Linked DNA regions of Homo sapiens: region 1 is linked to region 2. The links are chromatin loops, found by intact Hi-C in ENCODE. Cell type or tissue: PC-3. All regions are shown on one strand. Each heading gives the region's core, and the rest is flanking DNA. Links, peaks and the distances in the headings are about the cores only.

Region 1 (11,326 bases), core at 2,947-7,946, 86 kb before region 2:
CTCTCCTATGTGACTGCAGCTCCAGCTGCAGGAATTCCTCCTTCACTGGTCTTCAGCCCAGCTGTCTTCAGGCTGGGGGTTGTCTCCTTAAACTTACCTGGAAAAAGGAATGAGAACCTTCATTCTTCCTTAGATTTCTTCTATCTCCATATCCCTGGAAGGGTTAAGAGGGTGGGAAGAAATTATGGCTATAGAGTAAAATGATAATTCCTGAAATGGCATATATGTTTACAGTTATCAGGCTGAGATTTTACCCCCACTTTGCTGAAATTCTGCCTAATGAGATGTCCTCCCTCAAAAGCACATTCAGTGTATCCATTGCTCCTGTCTGTGCGTGTGGGTGAAGTCGGCCTTATCACTGCCAATGCCAGGGCCTTAGCAGGGCTGGTAGGTCCTTCACTTACAGGAGACACATGATTTCAGCCAAGGAGGGCCTTAAGCTGCTACTCCAGCTCTCCTTTCTGATCCTGGAGTTTGATTTCCTTAATTTCATCTTTGTAGCCCCATGAAAAAGACTTAAAAAAGAGACAACTCTAAACTGTGTTCAGTCTTCATATAAACTGTGTTCAGTCTGTTTATACAATAGTGTAAATAAAGATTCTAATTAATACAGTTTGGAAAACTGTTAGGCATTGTCTAGTAAAGTTGAAGATATGCATGCCTATGACCCAGCAATTATATTCCTGGGTTTGGACCCTATAAAAATGCATGCACATATGCACAAGGAGATATGTATAATGATGTTCAAGCAGTGTGGTTTTCAGTGGTCCAAGATTGAAAAGGACATAAATGTCCATCAACAGTTACAAAGATAAATAGTAATAAACACATATAATGGAGTACTAGACAGCAATTGGAATGAACAAACAACAGCTACATACAGCAAACATGGATGAACCTCAGAAACGGAATGTTGAGCAAAAGAAGTCAGCTATAATAAAAACATACTTATGAATCTGTTTACATAAAGTTAGGAAACAGGCAACACTAAGCTCTAATATTTATGGATGCCTGACTTCCTAAAAGGCAGTGGATTTCAACCAGGGGTGATTATGCCTTTCCCCACTCCCTGGGGGACATCTGCAATATCTAGAGTCATCTTTGGTTGCCACAATTGGCGTAGGGGGAATAATACTGGCATGTAGTGGGTAGAGGCTGGGGATGATGCAAAACATTCTGCAATGTCCAGCCTCTACCATAAAGAATGATTGGTTCCCAAATGTCAAGAGTGCTGGGGTTGAGAAACCCTGCTGTAAAAGGGAAGTGAAGAAGTGAAGTCATGACAGTGTCTACCACTGGGATGGAGGAGGGAAATACAGCCAAGGGACATGGGGGTCTAGGGTACTAGCAATATTTTAATTTTTGACCTCAGTGAAGGTTAGACAGGTGAATGTTTTGTAACAATTCATTAAGCTGCACATTATATGCTATTGATTTTTCCATTTCAAAATGTTAAAAATACTCCAGGGGCTAGATTAACAGGACAATAGGATGGCATAGTGTGGGCACTGGGTTTGGGGGAGGGGATTCCCCATCTTAGAGGGTCTCATAGTAACTCTGTTAACAATGGTGGGGCTGGGCCTTCAAGAAGGGCCTGTCCTGCCATCTGAAGTGATTTTTAGTACTCAGATGGGCCCTCAGCTCTTCCTACACTCTGAAGTTGAATTTGCTTCCACAGATTTGGGTAAAGTTTTTCTGAAAAAAGTAATCACCCTTGCATTGGCATTAACTGTGGAAAATTTTAACTCAGCCTATAGGCAGGCAGAATAAATGCAAACAAGTATTTTAATTTAAATGCTCTGGCAGAAAGGGCAGCATTCAGTTCTGGAAATGCTGTAATGTTTAGGGACAGGAAGACATGGAAATTCCACAGTTAGCAGGGCACGTTTTCTCTTAAAGGTGATGCTAGTAGAGTAACTCATACAGATTATTTTTAAGTCCTCTCTGGGGTGAATGATAAACATCAGATAAATTTATTATTTTTTAAAAAAGAAAAACAAACAAAAAAGAACATTAGCCTAGCAGGCTCTTAACCAACAAATTGGATGAACTTCAGCCTCCTCTGAAGTGAGGTTTTATGTGCTTCTTGCTGCCTTTTTATCTCTCTCCATTACCCCAAAGGATCAAATGTGCATTTTAAAACCACATGCCATGTCAATATACAGTTTAGTTGACCTAGAACAATACCTGTGCATAGTATGCACTTAAAAATATTTATAAAGTGTGGAATGATAGACAATGGACACTCAGAAGGGCAGTGGGGTGGATGATGGTGAATTACTTAATGGGCACAATGTACATTCTTCTGGTGATGGATACCCTAAAAGCCCTGACTTCATCACCACACAATCTATCCATGTAATGAAATTACACTGTTACCCCATACATTTATACAAATTAAAATTTAAAATTTAAAATAATATTTGTTGAATAATGACCAAGTGAACAAATAACATGGGAAGGATACTTGGAAGTAGAGATATGCAAATAAGAAATTTTGATTAGAGTGGTGTTTTAAATATACCCTGAAATATATTTAAATGAAATAATGAATAATGTGTGAAATTCAAATTGTTTAAGATTGAACAGACTTCTTAGAGTTCTGCATGATCTTCTAGATCCTTTCTGGAGCTTTGAGCCTTACACAATTGGACTAAGAATTGAAGGAGGTGGATGATTCATTCCAAGGTGATTTAAGAGTCTTGCAGCATGAACTGATCATTTCTTTAGGTGCTTTGCCCAATCTCACAAACTCTTCAAACACAGAGAAAAAACAATCCTATTGCACTTGAACATTTTACTCCAACTTAGCTATGACACTTTAGCAATAAATAATGCTAGAAGGCAGAAGTCATTCCTAAAATGTAAGTACACAGTGTGGGGCTGATGGAGTATTTTTGGCTTACAAGAATGTCATTTAGTGACTTACTACATTTTTGAAAGAAAGAATACAAACCAAATCCAGGATGACCCAGTTTTAAGAGGTGACTTACTCAGGGGTAATGATCAAAAGGCTATGGTTAAGGTTTTAAGACCCAGGGATCCACCTTGTGTTGTTTAAATATATTCATAATTAAATAGTATTTGTAGGGAAAGGGATTTTTAGCTTCAGGGGCTTAAAGGCAAGCGTGATGGAAGAAAAAGTCCTAAGGCTGGAGTGTTCACCTTTATGAATAGACCACAGTGAAGTGAAAGTCCCTAAACTGGGGCTTGTCTAGGCCATTGAATTACATCTGTACACACGTGCCCCCATCAGGCTGCCCTGGCTGCAATTCTCTGAAAGATGCCAGATGGTGAAGCTCAAGCTGGTTCTCTGTCTTATTCTGAGGATCTTTGATGACTTTGCTCTAAAGGTTGCTTTTAGCAGCAGAACAGAGTGAGAGTAAAGAGGGAACTTTAGTGTGTCATTTTTCGAGCTCTGCCTGGACATGTCACAGAGCAAGGAAGGCCTCCAAGGTCAATGGGCATGCTCATTTCTCCTACAAAGCAGAAGAAAGGAGACTTGGGTAGATCAGGCTGTGGGAGAATGAAAGACTTGGGCAAATAGTTCAATTGACTTTCTCATAAGACAGGCAACACTGTTTGGAAGTTCCTGGGTTTGGCAAGGGATTGATTTTAAATTTATTTTTATTTTTATTTTTTATTTTTGCAGTATAAAATACATGTAGTGAAGGGTGTAAATTACACTAGTCTGAACTGTACTGCACAGTGAATGTTTACATATGGGTGTACTCTAGTAGCTGCCATACAGATCAAGATATAGATCATTTCCAGCACCCTAGAAGGTTCCCTTGTACCACCTTCCTAGTCAATACCACCTTCCCACTTTGGTAACCACTGTTATGACACCTATTACCATGGATTCCATTTGCCTATTGCACTTAAACATTTGAATTTCAGTTGCAGAATAAATAAGTGAAATCTTACAGTATGTACACTTGTGTCTGATTTCTTTCTCCCAACATAATGTTTGTGAGATTAATCCATTTGTTCTGTGCATCAGTAGCATTTTCCTTTTTATTGCTGAATAGTATTCCATCATGTGCACAGACTACAGTTGGTTTGTCATGCATCAGTTGGTGTACATTTGGATCGCTTTTATTTGGGGCAATTATGCCTCAACACAGTATGAGCATTCTGGTATATGATGAGATTATTGTACTCTGTATATCTAGGGGTGGAATTTGCTGGATTGGAAGGTAGGCCTATGATTGACTTTAGCAGATATAACCATCCAGTTTTCCAGGTGGATAAACTGTCATGGGACTATCTAATGGTAGATTCCTCAGGCCACTTGCACCCCTGGCTTCACATTCCCACTGCTAATTATAATTATGCTGTGATTGTTTTAAAATATTACATGCCAGTGGATGGTTCATTCAACTAAATTGTAAGGGCTGAAATTCCGGGGCCACATCCAACTTTCCTCCCCTCTCCTCCCCTCTCCTCTTACACAGAGCAAGTGGAGAGTCATTCAGCCGGTTCAGTACAGTGGGACCCTGACAAACTGGCACAAGCTACCCCCAAGCACATCTTCCACTTTGTAGCCACCCCTCTGGGGCTTGCATTGATTGATTCATGAGTCTGGAGTCTCTACTCTGGCCCCAGGCCTGGCCTTCCTCTGGGCTCAACTTGTGGGAGGCTGGACGTAAATTACAGAAGGACAAGGCTGTGGAGGGAACTCGCTGATCTTCTCCAAGGTGTTTTAAAGTGCAGGTTTCCATGAGGGGATTTCAGAGCAGAGGCCAGTTTTAAGGGTTATTGTGAACCTACAGAATGTGCCCTGCAAGCCCCCCTGGAACTCGGGTCACCCTAAGTGACCAGCATCCTGGGCAGCCTTGTCCCCGCAGCAGTTCTCCTGGGTAGCATGACTTGGTTCCTCTCAGTCCTGCCCTCCCCAAGGGTCCCCACAATTTGAGACTCTCACAGAAGAAGGCTTTCTAGAAAGGGAAACTCTGCCCTCCCAGGAGAAGGCTCTGAATCTCCTTCCACTGTCAGGCCCACACCTCCTTCAAAGTTAGTGAAAGTCTCTCTTTCTTGGAAACCCAAGTTCGCCTTCTCGCTGGCATTAAAGGCTTTGGCAGTCCCCGCCTCAGCAGCCGGGGTCCCACGGGTCCGGGGAGGGTGGGGTGGCAGGAGGCAGGCGTGCCGGCCAGCCTGACACCTGTCGTGGGCGCGTTCGGCCTCCGCAGCCCCCAACAGCTGTCAGCGGCGGCGGCCGCCGGAGGGACCCGCCAGGAGCGGAAGGAATTAAACGCCCGCCCATCGCATCAGACTCGGCCGCTCCCTCCTCCTCCTCCTCCTCCTCCTCCTCCTCCTCCTCCTCCTCCTCCTCTTCCCCCTCCCCCTTCGCGCCGCTGCCTTCTCCAGGTCCCCACCGGCTCCGCAGCGGCAGCGGGACGCTGTGCCAGGGGCGCTTTGCACAGCACTCGGCACGCACGGAGCAGGGCTCGCGCCCAGGGGCTGCCCCAGGATGGCAGTGAAGTGCGGGGAACTCAGAGAGACACCGTGACCCCAGGCTGAGCCCAAGGCGCGCCACTCCTCCCGGAGGCGACATGGGGCACCCGGTGTACCGCGGCGAGAAGCCCCAGCTGCACTACGCGGTGAGTGTCCTGACGCGTGCAGAGGACACAGGGGGCGCCACTGGGCCGCTCCGGGTGGGGACTGCGAGGGGCGATGGTAGTCGGGGCTCCCCACAGGTCCACGGCTGAGGGGGTGGCGGGTGGCCGGGTACGTCACCCCGAAGTGCCACCTGCTCACTAACTCAGTGGCGCTTCCCGAAATCTTTTAGAAGGTACAGGGGAGCCCCAACCCTGAATTCAGTGTTTCTTTGCCCCAACGCTGTGGTCACTGCATCTGGGACGGGGCTGGACTCCGCCACCACCTCGCTGACAAAGGCTGACAAATGGGGTTCCTGGGGTTAGGCCTAGGTCGCTCATTCAGCCTTCAGTCAGATATGTTGAAAGGACGAGAATAAGACTGGACAGGAGGCAGGGCCGCTTCATGATCTCAGTGTGCGGCGAGTGGATTTGCTGAAGAAATGCTGCCGGGAGCGTTGGGGTGCAGCCGTTTCACTCCTTAGAAAGGGAGTGCATTTCCCTCCTACTTTGTGGCGGGACAGAATGTTGCACATTATCATTAATGTTGCACGCTAATACAAGAGAATACCAGGGGCTCTTCTGTCGTACCTTCCCCCTCCCTTATGGTGGCTTCTGTTCTCCCTGTTGATACAAAGATTTACTGGGGACCTACTGTGTGCCAGGGACTGCGCTAGGTGCTGCAGGTACTGCAGGAAACACAACAGAGAGAAAGCTCATGGGATTTGCCTTCTTTGAAGAAGGAGTCAAGATTTTAAGGTTAACGACCGACCAAATCCAGATACTAGATGAGTATATTCTTTGAGAGAGAGAAAAGAAAGGAAAGAAGGAAAAAAGGAAAGTTGTTTCTGAGGAATGACTACTACTTCTGAAGATTTCAAATGCCCCCTCCAGGAAGGGGGCAGGGAGAAGGTTTACCTTATTCCAGTCTTCAGACATTGATTTTCCACGTGTGAGATGTGTCGTTTTGAGATGAGACACTGCAGTTGTTCTGTCATCTGCTAATTTACTGAGTTTTCCTTGAATTGATTTGCACTGTTGAGACTGGACGTTCTGACTGCCAACTTTAAAAATTGGAGAGAAGCAGGCAGAGAGTTGACAAGAATCATTAATATTTATAATCAGGCAAAGACAGTTAACTGTCTGGAATTCGTGTCTTCCAAAATCCAGTCCCCAACATAAAAAAAAAAAAAATTGTTTTTTTGAAGAAAGGAGTAGAGGTGGACAGGGGTGGTGGACTCAGGCATCCCGGAGCTGCTCCAGTTGGTTCCTGGTGTCACCTCGGGGCTCCTGGATTAATTGCAGGGCCATTGGGCAAATTGCACACCTCGTACACTTCGCTTTCCTCCACTGGAAAAATGAAGACCTGAATTAGGAAATTGTTAAGATACCTTCCCAGGCAAACGTTCCAGGAACCTGTAACAGCTCTTTCTCTGGTTTTTCTATAGTTACTTGTCTTGAAACACCAAATGAGATACTTGTAAGTTACTAATGCTCGTTCATCTGTCTTGGAGACACCGGTGGCTCAGTGATTTGCCTTTTAAAGTAGTTTAAAGGGTAACCACTTTTCAACAGAGGTTGCTTTACACTGAAGGAAGTAGAGTCTGTGCTCATTGTGCCCATTCAACATCTCCACCCCACCACCTTTTTGAACTGTGTGCTGGTACCCTTTGATTCATGATCTGAGGTCTTTGCCATTTGCAAGAGTGCGGGTGGGGGAGGAAAGGTGAGAACGGGCTCCTTAATTTTAAAAAAATCTATTCATTCAATGAATGGTTATTGCCTCAATTATGTAAATATATTACAAAAATATTTTAAAATTGTCATTTAATTAGGCTGTCTGATTCTTCTAAAATCATAAACTGAAGAGTCAAGCCGATGCTAATGTCCCCTCTTGGGGCTCTGAAGACTGCTGATGAAATAGCCCTTTATTCTAGTACAGATTATCATGTATGTATATTCTGGTTTAAGACTATAAAAAGGAAGATTCCAGAGGGAATTTGTTGGGATTCCAGGTTGGAATAAGTCACCCGGGCTCTCTGAAGTTTCCTATGCATACTTTAGGATGAGAAAGCAGCAGCTCTGAATCAGTCACGTGTCCAGAGAATGTTCTTTATTAAGTGCGACCCATTGTTTTTCATATTAGTATAACCCTTGGTGGTATAATATCTATTCTAACGCTGCACTTTTGTTTACTTCCCTCATTTGGGTTTTGATAATTCCAGAGCTTGTTTTGCCGTTTAGCACAAATATTCCACTTACTTTGCTCAACAGGGTTTTGTCCCACTGTGCATTTTCCTGTGATCTTGGGTTTTTTTTGGGTCTGTCTTCCTTGACATGAATGACCCTCCATGTGTCCTTAATACCTCCTGCCTCCTCTGAAATATAATTCGGGGATAAGTATGTAATGCTCTTCCTTCAGTGCTTTTTCGTTTGTCCAAGGTGAGACTGCATATAAGAGGTCAGTGGCTCACATTTGATTCATTCAATAAACATTTGTTGAATGCCTGTTGTGTTCCAGGTATTTGGTCAATTTTCCAAAGAGACAGTTAGATAGTGAAAATGTTAGGAGTTGCTATGGACATCTCACTCATCTTTTTAAATGGTCATAATGGTCACAGAGAGCAAAATGCAATTAACTAGACAAGAACATCCTCCATTTACATAAACAGACATTTTCAAAGTATAATACAACTGTCTTCTTGCTTTATCATCACACACAGAAAATAATGTGTGTTAGCAGCTAATGTTCTCCTCAAAAAATTTCCTCCTACAGTTTTCCCACGTTCAGATTATGGTGACTCCGTCCTTCCAGCTGGGTGTTGTCCTTGATGCCTTTTGGTGACTGAATCAGATTTACATTTTGAAATGATCCCAGTATGGAGTGAGGATGAGGAGGAGCTAGAGTGCATCCTGGTATTTGGGCCTGGGAGAGATTCGAGAAGATGACTGATGCTAGGGTGGCAGCTGGGTAGGAGGTTGAGAGCAGTTGGCATATTGGAGAGATGCTTAGAACATAGAACCTGTCAGACTTAGTTTGGATGGGATAAAGAGGTGATAGAGTATGAAGGATGAGGATGACATGAATGAATCAATGATTTTCTGGCAGCATTTCTAGAGAAGCTCTTGAAGTTTATATAATAAGCAAATAGTCATAATGATATTTCCCTCCTTGTTACTGTCTTATACAGATTGCAAAATATTTGAACACAGTCTAGGTCAATTTCAGTCTGAAATCCAATTGCTGCCTTATGCAGGTTTTCTGTTTCCTGATTGAAGAAATCTAAGCTCAGAACAGTAGAATTCAAGGCAGCACATGTGTCGCTGCTGACAGAACTGAGAGCTTTATCCAGGTGCCCTGATCCTGCAGTGCTCTTCTGAGTCATTTAGACAATGAGGATAGTCGAACCTAATCATCCCTCTGCGATCCACTTTGCCACAGTAATAAACCAACAACCAAATGTTGGACCTTCAGTGACTTAATGTGACTATCTGTATTGTCAAATTGCATGGCCAAATAGCTTTTAAATTTGACTAGTGTAGACAAAAACTAAAAATTTAAGTATCCATTAAGTTCAATGCAATATCTTTATGTCTTTCTGAAAGACACTAAAAAAAATCTGGATTAAAAGCTTGGCCTTGTGACTTACTGGGGACCTTAGGAGGCTCAAGCTCTTCTCTCCTGGTGCCCCAACCTGTCTTTACCCTCAAGTGGGGCAGAGAAAAGCAAATCAGTGTCCATTATACAGTCACCATCAGGAATCCCTGGACTGACATCATTCATTTCTCTCTCGCTGGCAGGTTGAAAACTTGCTGGGAGTAGTACTATGTGTGTCTTGTCCCTGCTGTCACCTGGACACCTAGCAGAGTGCTGGAAGCACAGTAGGTGCTCAGTAGAAATGTGTTGAATGACTTCATGAATCTAGTAGTTGAGACCTAGTTTTTGAGGTCCTAAGCTGCTCATTCTCCTTCCTTGTACTGGTCTAGTCTGAGCTCCTCTGCTGCTGATGTCACTTCCTGTTTGGTGTGGTCACTGCACCATCTGTGCTTTTGACCACAGCCTTGTAATCAGATGCTGACTCTGCCCTTGCTCCAGTTAACCCCTTCCTAAGGAACTCACCAGAAGTGCCAAGCTGCTTACCCTGACAGAGAACCTGTTTTCACATAGAATGGAAACTATGAAAGTTTCCACGTTTGTTCTCTATGAACATTCAATTTTCAAAGACTTTGAAGTCATTAAGTTTGCTTAATAATTGAGTGGTATTGAATACAGGATACTCTCTGGTAATTCTGAAGATGCCCAGAACTGGGCGCCGTTGCAGGCCTATGCTGATATGAATCAGTTATCATCCATCGGTGCTAACAGTGTAGACATCTTAGGAAACTCAGCAGAACTTATACTGACCTGTGGCATGGCCCAGAACTTACTTTTATAAAACCATTTTTATATTACTCTGGTTGTCATTTGTCTCCTCATAAAAGCAAAATTTTTTCAACTTACAAATATGTGAGAGATTATTGAATCCTCTTAATTGACACCTCTACTAATTGTAGATACCTTTTCTACTCCCACCCCCAACCTGGCATGCTTACTTTTCTGCTGCATGCAGAAATTTTCCTGGATGAGGCCTCTTTGGTGTGGAAGCCCCATCATCTTAGGAAGCTACATCTCCCCTCCTTCAAACCACTCATTAAGTACCACTACTAATTGATAAAAAATCAGATTCCTGTTGGATGTTGCATAGCAGACATCTCTGCCAATCATTTGAAAACAATTACCACCCTTTGCCTAGTCCTTTCTGGTGATGAACTTTTATTATTTACTTTTCCTGTTCCCACATTGTGATAACCCTGGACCACACACACATGACTCTCAACTTGGTTGTGAAATTATTGTCCAGTCATACAAAGTCTTCATTGGGTTCTTGATTCCTCACTTCCCTGTCACCTGTTTCATTCTCAGACTTTCCCATCTCAGTGAGTGGTTGGCTGTCCCTATGGCCAGTGCAATCTTTTTAAAAGGTAATGAAATAGTGACATTTCAGTGCTTAAGCTCTTTGGTTGGTTTCCATTCCACTTAGAATAATAGCTTCATCCATGACCTTGACCTTCCAAGTGCTCCTTACATGGTCTTCTCTGCCTCATACCACACCCCACTCCACAAGCTTATCATTGCCTGGCCACATCTGTGCCCTTTCTGTTCCTCAAATGCGACCAGTTCTTTTCTGCCCCAAGCCTTTGTACTTGCTGTCCCTTCTGCCTGGAATGTCCTCTGTGTGATAGGCTTTTTTTTTTTACATCCTTCAAATTGCAGGAAAAATGTCGCCTTTCCTGACTGCTTTCTCTGAAGTGTTTCTGAGCCCACTCAGTTACCCTGGATCATATCACACTAGCCACTTCCCTCATTGTTCACATCACCACTTGGTATTATATTATATATTCATTGTTTGTCTGTCTCCTCTGACTAGTGTGTAAGTTTATTCAGGGCAAGGACCCAATGATCCTTTCCCACTGTCTTTCCACTGCCTTAGAGCAGGTCCTGGCACAGGGTAGGCATACAATAAATATTTATGAGAACATGAATCTGGCTGCCTGTGTATTTTTCCCTAGGTTACGCTAGGACTTTCCAAACTTAACCCTTTATTAGTTGATGATTGAGGTCAGAGGGAGAGACGAGACTAAAAATTAGCTTTCCAGTTTCACTGAATTCTTACTAAACGAGAATCTCT
Region 2 (11,326 bases), core at 3,001-8,000:
GTTACATTATTAATTATCAACACATCCTCTTTTAGGTTTCCTTTGTAGAGCACACTAGTTTGTTTGTTTGTTTGTTTGTTTGTTTGTTTGTTTTTCAAGAGAAAAGGTGACAATATTTGGGTCTTTATAATTGTTTTTTCTGTATTAAAGCAAAAATGTAGTATAAATGTATACTACTGTGTGACTATAAAAGTCATTGAGAAATATTATTTTTTATTTTGTCCACTTGTTATTAAATCTTTCTTTTCTTTTCTTTCTCTCTTTCTTTCTTTCTTTCTTTCTTTCTTTCTTTCTTTTCTTTCTTCTTGAGACAGGGTCTCACTGTGTCACCCAAGCTACAGTGCAGTGGCATGATCTCAGCTTACTGAAACCTCCACCTCCTGGGTTCAAGTGATCCTCCCACCTCAGCCTCCCCAGTAGCTGGCACTATAGGCACCCACCAGCATGCCTGGCTAATTTTTGTAGAGACAGAGTTTTGCCATGTTACCCAGGCTGGTCTCAAACTCCTGGGCTCCAGCCATCCTCCCCTCTCCGCCTCCCAAAGTGCTGGGATTACAGTGGCTCTATGGAACAAATTCATATGTTAATACCCTAGGATGGGAGTTAGGGAACTTTTCTGTAATGGGACAGATGGTAAGTATTTCAGGCTTTTGAGGCTATACAGATTTTGTCACAACTACTCAACTCTGATGTTGTAGCTGAAAGAAGCCATAGATAATATGCAAACGAATGGACTGGGCTGTGTTAAATTAATACTGTATTCACAGAAACAGACAGTGGACTGGATTTGTCCCAGGGGCTGTAGTTTGCCAACTCCTACTCTGGGAGAAAAATTGTTTTGCTTACTTATCTGTCCACAGTCTACAGGGGAGTGTAGTGCTTCAGGCAAATTGCTTCTTTTATAATATATGCCTAAACTGAGCATGGTGGTGCACGCCTGTAATCCCAGCTACTTGAGAGACTGAGGTGGGAGGATCACTTGTGCCCCAGGAGTTTGTGTCCAGCCTGGGCAGCATAGAGAAACCCTCATCTCTTAAAAAAAAAAAATGTGCCTAAAAGTCCATCTTTTCACTCTGACTTTTGTGTAAAATGTCCCCATTGCTACCATATTGGTTCTATTAGAGAGAAAGGCAGGGGTTACACACTTTTGCAACTCATTAGGGAGAGTAGAAGCAGATATTGATAATAATTTCCTTGTTTTAAAAGCTGTTAGAGCACATGAAAAAAAAATTCAACTACTAAGATTTCCTTACACCCTAGCTGAACTGCTCAGTTAGAACTGCTCTTGAATATCAAAGGCTAACGTGCCCTGCCTGCGTAAGGTGGCAATATAAACTGAGGTAGACACTGTGGGATGCAGCCCCTTGGCCCCCAGCTGGCCTCCCCATCCCCATGGGGTCTACATAGTCACCTGGCACCAAGAAAAACGTGCTTTTTTCTTTATTTTTCTTTGAAGTATTCACTGGTGCTTTGTTCAAACTGATTTTAGCATCCTCTTTGAGTTTGAATCAGATACTTCAAAGAAAAATATAGAAAAACGAAAACAAGTATCTATGTATTTGTTACTCAGATTTAGTAACTGTTAACATTTGTTCTTATTTGCTTTGGATATTTTTATCTTTTTTAAAATAAAGAATCCCTTTCATTGACACAATTGTAACCCAAGAATTTTCCCCATTCTTTCTAAAGAGGCTATTGTCAGAGGAATCTGAATTATTTTCCACTTATTAAAATTGGTTATTGAGAGGCAAAAGAATAGAAAGAATATTGATTTTATAGTATATATTCAGAGCATCACTGGTGCATAGTATGAACGATTTGATCCAATTTGTATGGTTTTCTGCCCATCGAAGACTGAATAATATCATGAATCTACTCCCAAGAGAGACATAGAGAATGCATCACATCTCTTTCCTATTGGGAATGGGATATGAATCTAAAAGACAGTAAATATAAACCATCCTAATTCATAATAGAGAGCTGGATATATTTTTCAATTTCAATGGCAACTTTGAAAAGTACATTATTTTTCTCTGCTGCCTTTAACATACTAATTGCCTTGTGGTATAAATGCTTTCATAAATGCTCTCTCATCTGATCTTGTGTGATAGTTACAATAGATGGTATTACAGCTCTCTCCCAGGTAAGGGTATGGATGCACTGGGATGTCTGTACAGTGTTTGGCAGTCTTGGCTGGACCTTTGTATCACCTACCGAGCTTTGAAAAGATACTGATTCTGAGCCTATCCACAGAGGTTCAATCCAACCAGTCTGAGCAACAGTATTCTTTTCTTTTCTTTTCTTTCTTTTCTTTTTTTTTTTTTTTTTTTTTTTTTTGTGATGGAGTTTCACTCTTGTTGCCCAGACTGGAGTGCAGTGGTACAGTCTCGGCTCACTGCAACCTCCGCCTCCTGGGTTCAAGTGATTCTCCTGCCTCAGCCTCCTGAGTAGCTGGGATTACAGGCACCTGCCACCACCATGCCCAGCTAATTTTTGTATTTTTTTAGTAGAGATGGGGTTTCACCATGTTAGCCAGGCTGGTCTTGAACTCCTGACCTGAGGTGATCTACCCACCTCGGCCTCCCAAAGTGTTGTGATTACAGGCGTGAGCCACTGCGCCTGGCCGGGCATCAGTATTAATTGATTCTACTGTACTGCTGAGGTTGAGAACCCCCAATGGACCGACCAGTGGTTCTCAAGTAGGGACTATTTGCCCCCGCAAGGGGACATCTGACAATGGGACATTTTTTATTATCACAACTGAGAAGGGGCATCCCCTGGCATCTAGTGGGTAGAGACCAGGGATGCTGCCAAATATCCTATAGCACCCCTACAACATAGAATTATCTGGCCCCAAAGGTCAATAATGCTTATATTGAGTAACCCTGATTTAAGCTGGACTAAAGTCCCTCTGACTCTAAGCCATATTGTTTCCCCAGTCTCAAGTTGCTAGATTATTCAAATTAGTCATCCTCTTATTATTGCTGCTAATAAAATATATTTTAATTAGGTTGTTCTTCAAAACAACATTTACAATGACTTTTTAGTTTATCAGGAACCAAGTGATCTTGTGTCATAACCATACTGGGATAGGCAAAAATCCTTATATTAAACATTTTCAATTACTTTTATCAGAATACAAAACAAGCAAGCAAACACACAAAAAACAACACACCATCAAAAAGAAGAAAAGAGCTATTTCTCAACATAAATTGCTCTGTATGTATTATCCCAGATGAGCAATGTGTATTATATAAAGCAGTGGATTTCAAACTTGAGAGTGCATTGAAGTCACCTAGAGGGCTTGTTAAAATACTGATTGCCGGCCTCATCTCCAGAGTGCCTAGTCAGTAGGTCCGGGGTGGGGTTCAAACAGTTGCATTTTGAATAAGTTTCCAGCTAAGATTGACATTTCTCTCCTAGGGACTATACTTTGACAATCATTAATGTAAAGAATTTCTCTATATTAGCATTTCAAATGAATATTAACCCTGGGGACCATCTATTAAGGCCTCAAGTTAATATTCCTAAAAGTTAAAAATCATTTTATCATAGTATACAAATAACTTAAAATATGATTCATCAAGAAATATAGAGGGCTTCCTAATTCTATAGTTACAATCAGGACAGCCCTATAGAATCAAACCTTTTGCTCCCACTTCTAAGAGCAGCAAGAGCTAGCAACAGCAAGCTTTGCTTAAGAACAAGCCTAGTAGTTTTATGAATGCACAGCTCTCTACCTGATCGGAAATGAAGGGATGCCAGTTCACTGAGACATTTTTAAACGCATCTGGTCAATGAGAAAGTTGATATTTTCTGTTTCCTGATGTGTATCCTTCAAATTATACATAAGTGCTTAAGTGAAAATGACTTGATCCAAATTCCCTTAGCTTTGGATACATTAACATATGCTCATGGAAGGGTGGATGGGATATCTAAAATTTTATTGAAGTGTATTGCCTCTCTATAAAATAACAAAACCTTAACTCCTTAAGTAATTAAAATATTTGGCAGAAGTGGCTAAATAATGTTAGATTCAAGTATGGAATCTGAAGCCCATTTCAGGTATTTCAAGAACAAGTCAATTATTCATCCAGTCTATCAGCCAAAGACACTTGACAGAGAGCAGTGACATGGTGTTTTGTAAAAGGCATTTCCATAGTACTAGTGCTCTCATTTTGTTGTCATCCAGTAGAAAGAAGTGTACACATTTGTGAAGAAATGCATGAGGTAATAAAACTATTTAAAAATCCACATTTTCTCAATTTAGATGGACTTTTCTTAAACTAGTATAAAGTTAGGTGTTACCATATATTTTGTAGGCATAAAAATCTAAACCTCAAAGTGGCAGAATTCAAGAGTACCCATCCCTTATTTTCTACAGGAGTTCATCTGAATCCCTTGATAGTAAAGATTTTCTTTCTTTCTAGAACCTGACATAATTCCTAGTACATACCAAGTGATAATGACACTTTCATTGAATTTACTTAAATAGCTATATGAGAGGTCCATGTATTTCTATATTTCATGAATTTCAAATTATATATTTCAGTCCCATTTAAAGTTAGGATCTTTATAAAGAAAATCCTGAAGAGGATCCAGACTATAGCGTCCAATGTGCAAATTTTTAATTGTGAGCTAGAGATTGAGAATAAAGGAAAGTTATTGGAAAATTTTCCAAGAACTAAGCCTTTCTGTTGTGCTGGTATTGATGATATATGTGTCAGTCAGCAATAAGACTACCAAAGGTGAACTAAATAATCCGGTGCCATAAAATGTCTTATAAAACTTAAGCTGCTAAGAAAATCTAAGGATTAAAAAATGTACCTATTCGCATACTTCTGCTGTTGTGTGTTTAAGAGCAAACTGAGAGGTTGCTATGGCATTACTTATGCGTGCATGGCAACAGAGCGAACTTAGTGATTCAGCTTGATAAAAGAGGAAATTAGCTCACCATTTCCCCTTTCCCCAAATCAGAGTCAGATATCCAAATATTTCATTTTGAAATGGTATATCCATCAACACGTTCTAATGGATGAAAGTCAGTGGGGGTGGGGGTGGGGGAAATGTCATAAGGTGAAATTCGTATGTCATGTGCTTACTTTAGGGAATGCAACTTGTGTCTAAACAGTCTATTCATATCTCTGCATCCTTCTTTCCCCCTGATAGGATGGGGTTTCTCAGTGGCATCTGTTGGGTGAATATACGATGATGAGTAACACTTTGGCAAAAGACAGCAATTTATCAGCCCGTATAACTTTGTTCTAATGGAAGTGGATCATCCCAGAATTTGAGAAAGAAACATTGTTCAGCTGTGAAACTCCAATTCCCTGTGTGTAACAGCCCTCCAGGGAAGGAGTAGATTTTGTCAGCATAATATGTGAAGTTTAGTCATTATCAACTGCACAAAGCAGAGGTCAGGCGTGGGCGTACATGTGGGAGGCACTATTATGAAATCAACCCACAGCCACTGCCCTGCTGGGGTGATCCAATACAAACAGAGCCAAATGTCATGAATAAATGCTGACATTTTATCACATGATTAGTTTAAATATTATTTTACTACTGTGCTTTTTCTTGTATTATTTATCTTTCACATCTTTATTTTGTTTCCGGTTTCCTTTCTTTAAACTGATAAATGAAAAATAGGGAAGTATGTTTTGAGTCAGTACTTTGACCATGAACACAGGAAGTTAACTGAACCCTCCACCACCAGAACAACAACAACAAAAAAACTCTAAACCTGTGAATCTTGGAATCTTAGATTTGTTCTGGGTTGACATGGGTTTTGGAATCATAATTTTATTAATTTATTTTTTAATTTACATAGAGTAAAATTGACCTTCTGGAGGGTATGGTTCTATCAGTTTTGACAAATACATAAAGTTGTGTAGCCAACATCACAATTGTGATACAGAAGAATTCTATATATACCACCCCCCACCCCCACCCCCACCACCAAATCTCTTCCTTCTGCCTTTTCGTAGTCAACCCCTCTTTTCACCCTCAGGCTCTGGCAACCATTGATCTGTTGGAACTGTATTAATCTGACCGTTTTTCTCCACTCTGTCCATTCATGCAACAACCGTTTATTGATAATCTATGCTGAGCTCCATTTTAGGTGCTAGGGATGAAATGGTGAACAAGACTGACATAGAAGTTTCTATCTGGAAACAAGATAATGAACAGTAGTAAATCAGTAATTCCAAATTGTGGCAAATGCTGTGTAAAGAACAGAAATATTTCTGTGACAACAGATATCTGAAGGCGAAATCTTTTTTTTTTTTTAGACGGAGTCTCACTCTTTCTCCCAGGCTGGAGTGCAGTGGCGCGATCTCGGCTCACTGCAAGCTCCGCTTCCCGGGTTCACGCCATTCTCCTGCCTCAGCCTCCCGAGTAGCTGGGACTACAGGCGCCCGCCACTACGCCCGGCTAATTTTTTATATTTTTAGTAGAGACGGGGTTTCACCGTGTTAGCCAGGATGGTCTCCATCTCCTGACCTCATGATCCACCCGCCTCGGCCTCCCAAACTGCTGGGATTACAGGCGCGAGCCACTGCACCCGGCCGAAATCTATTTTAGACACTGTTAAGAAGGTTACTCTGAGAAGGCAGCATGTAATCTGAGGACTGGAGGAGGAGAAGAAGCCAGCTGTGTGAGGTGTGGGTGGGGACACATGGGGTAATCATTCCAGGCGGAGGGAACAGTATGTACAAAAGAGAGTTGGGAGTCTAGTGAGTGAAGGGAGCAATGCCATGAGGTGCTGTAGATAGATAGGCAGAGCTTCACTAAGGTGTATGTACTTCATTGCATTGCAGTGAGAAGCCATTGAATTAGGATGGGGCTCTAATGGGGATGGTTTGATTGATGTTTTGAGCTCTGTGTAGAAAATCTGTGGTAGACCAGCAAGAATGGATACAGGGGACCAGTTGATTTGCAGCCACCATCCAGTTGACTGTTAATGGAAGATTGGGCTTGGCAGCAGCTGTGGAGATGGAGAAGGGATGGATTTGAAATATATTTTAGAAGTATAAGCAACAGGACTAAGTGTTTAATTAGATATGGGTAAGGGGCTGGTGAAGGAAAAGGGGGAATCAGATGTGACTCTCAAGAGCTTGCTTGAGCAACTGGGTGGGTGATGCTATTTACTAACATGAGTAAAATATTGAGAGAGAAACAAGTTTGTATTGGAAAATTTAAAAGCTGGGGCTTTGGACAGGCTGAAATAGAGAAACCCATTAGACATCCGTTTGGAGATGTGATGCCCCTAGATGGGGATATGCATGTAGAATTCAGAGGAGAGCTCAGAGCTGAGGAGAGAGAAATTTGTGTCATCATTTAACTTTTAATTATTCATTATATCATAAATATACAATTTAAATATATTATTATATTTTGATATATTAACGTTAATATAAAATCTGTATTATTAACAATTTATTCACTGATATTTATTGAGGGCCCACCATGAGGGAGACTTAGTGAGGAAATGGAGGTATGATGGTGAGTGCAAGCCTGTATGATCTGAGACAGGCTGGCAGTAGTCACACAGATATGTGTAAAATTTAAGGGACCTCAGTACCACAAAGGAGAGGGTTCTATGAAAGGGCACGAGAGGGAGATTCGACTAAATCTGGGTGGAGGTGAGGGTCAGGAAAGGCTTCCCTGCGCATTAAAGAATGAGGAAGTGGGAGAGGATATCAGATTAAGGAAAGAACATGGATAAAAGTCGGTGTGGTAGAAGACCAGAGATTTTGGTTCTCAGATGCACTGTGATTCCAATTTAGATGTCCAGAAGGGCATCCCAGGAACATCTCAAGCACTTCAGGCAATTCACATTCCTTCAGCAAATATTTGTTGAGCACCTGGAGTGTGCCTGAGATTCTTTCAGGTGTTGGGAATTCAGCAATTTATGTGCAAAAGTTCTTTCCCTCATGAAGCTTGTTTCTTTCTGGTGGAGCTGATTCAGGAGGTTCACAAATTCCAGACACATCTTCAGAAGGATTGACTAAGAGATGTTGGCCTGCAACAGAGCCATGAGGAGTGCCAGCATTTAGAGCTCTAAAGGAGCAGAAGCAGCAGCAAAGAACCTAGAGCAAGTGGCTAGTGAAGGAAAAAGAGAGAAAAGGGGTGCGTATAGCAAAAGCTGGGGGAGGTCCAGATGGCAAAGGTAATGAATGGCCAGCTAGGTTTAGTGGTGCTGAGGGATCAGGTAGAATAAAAGCAGAATAGTCGCCCCTCAGCTTTATAACATGGCAGCATTGGGAATTTTTACCAAACCAGTTTTATCTGAATAGTGGAAGTAGAAAACAGATTGAGTTGCTTGAAGGAGTGTCTGGGAAGTGAAAACTGACAAAGTGAGAAGATATTGGCAATTGAGAAGTGAAAAATTGCTGATGACTTTAGAGAAGTTTGCCTTCAGTTCGGGACTTCATTATTTTCCTGCAGGAAAGAGTCTTCTGTTAGTGGGGAGATTAATTAACTTATTTTTGCCCAACTTGTCTATCTAAAAGGAAGAAAGTAGTAATACATTAAAAGATTGAGACTGCTGAGGATGAAATGGGGTAGTATATGCATGCAGTGGATGCTCACTAAAAATAAGAGCTTGCATTTATAGTATTTTAAGTTTGCCAGTCTCACTCTACCTGACATAAATTTTCAGTAATTATCTTATTAAATGCCAAGTAAGATTCAAATTATTATTAACTGATACTCAAGGGAGGAAATAGGGTAAGTTAAGCAAATTGCCCTAATAACGCTGCTCATAAGCCATGGCCCTCGGAGAATTTGAATCCATATTTTCTGTGGTTTGGACATGGTTTGTTTGTCCCCATCAAATCTCATGTTGACATTTGACGGTCAGCATGGTGATATCGGAGGTGGGGCATAGTGGGAGATGTCTGGGTTACAGGGATGGATCCCTCATAAATGGCTTGGTGCTGTTCTCATGGCAGTGAGGGCATTCTCACTCTTGACACTAGATTGGTTCTCAGGGGAATTGATTAGTTCCTGCAAGAGTGGGTTGCTAGAAAGCCAGGACACCCCTGGGTTTGGTCCCTCTTTGCACATGTCTGCTTCCTCTTTGACCTTCTCAGACATATTTTAATGGAACACAAAAGCTCTGCTGAAATCCAAGCAGATGCCAGTGCCATCTATCTTGTAAAGCCAGCAGAACTTTGAACCAAAATAAACCTCTGTTGTTTATTAACTACCCAGCCTTAGCTATTCCTTTATAGCAACACAAAATGAAGTAAGACAACATCTGTTGACTTGGTTCTATGCTGTGTTTGCTCCACTTGGTGTTGTAATTTTATTCCCCTATAAGAATTGTATCTGCTTAAGTGGAGACTGAGTATTCATCTACTTTGTATCCCCATACTTACCATTGCATTTAGCCCAGTGCCTGGCACAAAGTTTGCAGTTGTGAGTGGCACTGATATGAAATTTCTCAGCCCTTGGCCCAGCCTTCTTGGGCTGCTCTTGTTTTTGAAGCTCCAGTTTATACTCAGGAGAAATGCTTTGGACTTCAGACCTCCAAACTGATTCATGTTACACATATCATCAGTGGAGAAAGTGGGACAGAGTAAAGGGTGGAGATAGCTCTTGAACACGACAGTAGAAATGGTATGATGTTAGCAGAAAATTAATATGTGCACATCTTGTTGTACTGAGAAATACTCTAACATTATAAGGAAACAAATAAAACTGATCATTGCTAGGTGACGTATTATATATATAGTATATAATGTAAAAATACATATATAGTGTATGTTGTATATAATGTAATTGAATATTATATTGTATATTATATGCAATGTACATCTATATATCTATAGATATCTACCCTTGTGTATTTTTTTCCTACAAAATGAAATACTTTCACCATCAGAGAGTACCAAGTAGGAATATTCCCAGGAGGGTCTGAGATTGGGATGCAATCTCGGAACCCATTAAAGAGCCTGGGGACAGGTGGGCTGTAGGAGTCCTGTGGAGAGCTTAAAAGGTGTCTCTTACCTCTTGAAAGAAATGACTGTGAGGGGTGAAGTAAACTGACCCGGTGTACGTCTCCCTGGGATATATTACTTACTAACTTTTAGGTCTTACCTAGGACACGTATATAGGAAATGTTCCTGAATCATGCTTGGCTGCATTATTTCCCTGTAGTGGCAAAAGTGGCCTGCAGAAGCTGTGCATTCTGGGTCCTTGCTAGAACCCAGATGAATGTTGCTTGGGAATTGGAGAGGAAAAAAGGAAACAGAGCACTCCCAAATTCTTTCCCAAATCTCTTGGATCGAAACATCTTAAATTGCCATTTTTATATGTCCAAGATGGTCAAATAGTAACCATTTCACGCAGCTCAACCAAAAAGTATGATCCAGCTACTACAGAGATGTGGACATTGGAAGGCCTTCTTGTTGGTTTCAAGTTTGGCCAATTGGTAGACATCTGGGGCTGTATATTAAGGCATCTTGATTTTGTGAGCCAGAGCAAAGGCCTTCTTGTTCCTGTCTCTATTTGAATAGTATCTTTGGTGAGAGAGTGCCAGCGTCATCTATTTATTATCCTTCATGCTCAGTGACTATGTGAAAAGAAAGGAAAAGACCTTTAAAGCTGGGGTGATTGTCTAGACAGTCCTAAAATAGCTGCTCCAGGTGCAAAGGAAGCCATAAAATGCAGACAAAGCATGAGACTCCTTTGGCGAAAATACAGTGTGTTTGAACTCTCATAGGCTCCCTGTAAATTATGAAGTAGAAAATGCCCAGGAGACTAGATTCCAATAATTATGATCATTAGTTATTTTAAATTGCCACCACTTACTTCACACAGAGGCATTCTCTGTGTGCTAAATTAAATTTAAAATATTTTAAAAATAATTATTTGAATAATTCAGAGCTGAAATAGTCCAGGTTGAACTATTTAGCAGGCTGAAACACCTGTGCAAGCTTTAATTCAAAATATACAGAGAAGTGACTTCATTTTTCACTCCACTGTGGAGGTCTTCTAATACAAAACAAGACCTTCAGCAGGAGTCCATGCCCCCTGGTTCTGCACCTTCTTGCCTTCTACTTTGTCCTGTGCCTACCCACTGCACTCTCAAGGTCCACCATGACCCGGCCCTGCTCCACTCCAGCCGTGTCCTCTAGGGGATCGCTGCCACCTTTTACCTAGGCCTCCCCACCATGGCCTCTGCCAGAGCCAGCTCCTTGTGGGCCCATGTGGAAATGAGACCTCCAGATCCCATCCTGGGAACCACCAAAGCCTTTAAGAGGGAAATCAACAGCAAAAAGATGAATCTGGGAGTTGGTGCCTACCGGGACAATAAGAG

Evidence for each region. A loop is a pair of places that touch in the nucleus more often than their neighbours do. Peaks named below come from ENCODE experiments on the same cell type or tissue, not always from the same donor. Only the 100,000 strongest peaks of a DNase experiment are listed, where the experiment ranks them.
Region 1: it touches region 2 in a loop (2.5-fold over the local background); 2 of 110 quality-filtered maps call a loop at or near these places.

What each region holds. Positions count from the first base shown.
Region 1 is chrX:11,421,825-11,433,150 of GRCh38, reverse strand. All of the region lies in intron 1 of ARHGAP6 (Rho GTPase activating protein 6), which reads left to right. LOC124905246 (a long non-coding RNA gene) reads right to left here. Exons shown (of 2, transcript XR_007068392.1): 1 at 6,516-11,326; 2 at 1-154. Among named protein-coding and RNA genes, the nearest start is that of MIR548AX, 110 kb to the right of the region's middle. In PC-3, for the core only: a CTCF peak has its summit at 5,663; no DNase peak of the experiment used is centred there; H3K4me3 peaks cover 2,002 bases.
Region 2 is chrX:11,335,690-11,347,015 of GRCh38, reverse strand. The region is part of intron 1 of ARHGAP6 (Rho GTPase activating protein 6); the gene reads left to right. It also overlaps the pseudogene GOT2P7. Among named protein-coding and RNA genes, the nearest start is that of MIR548AX, 23 kb to the right of the region's middle. In PC-3, for the core only: no CTCF peak of the experiment used is centred there; DNase peaks (open chromatin) are centred at 4,905 and 5,355; H3K27ac peaks cover 2,517 bases.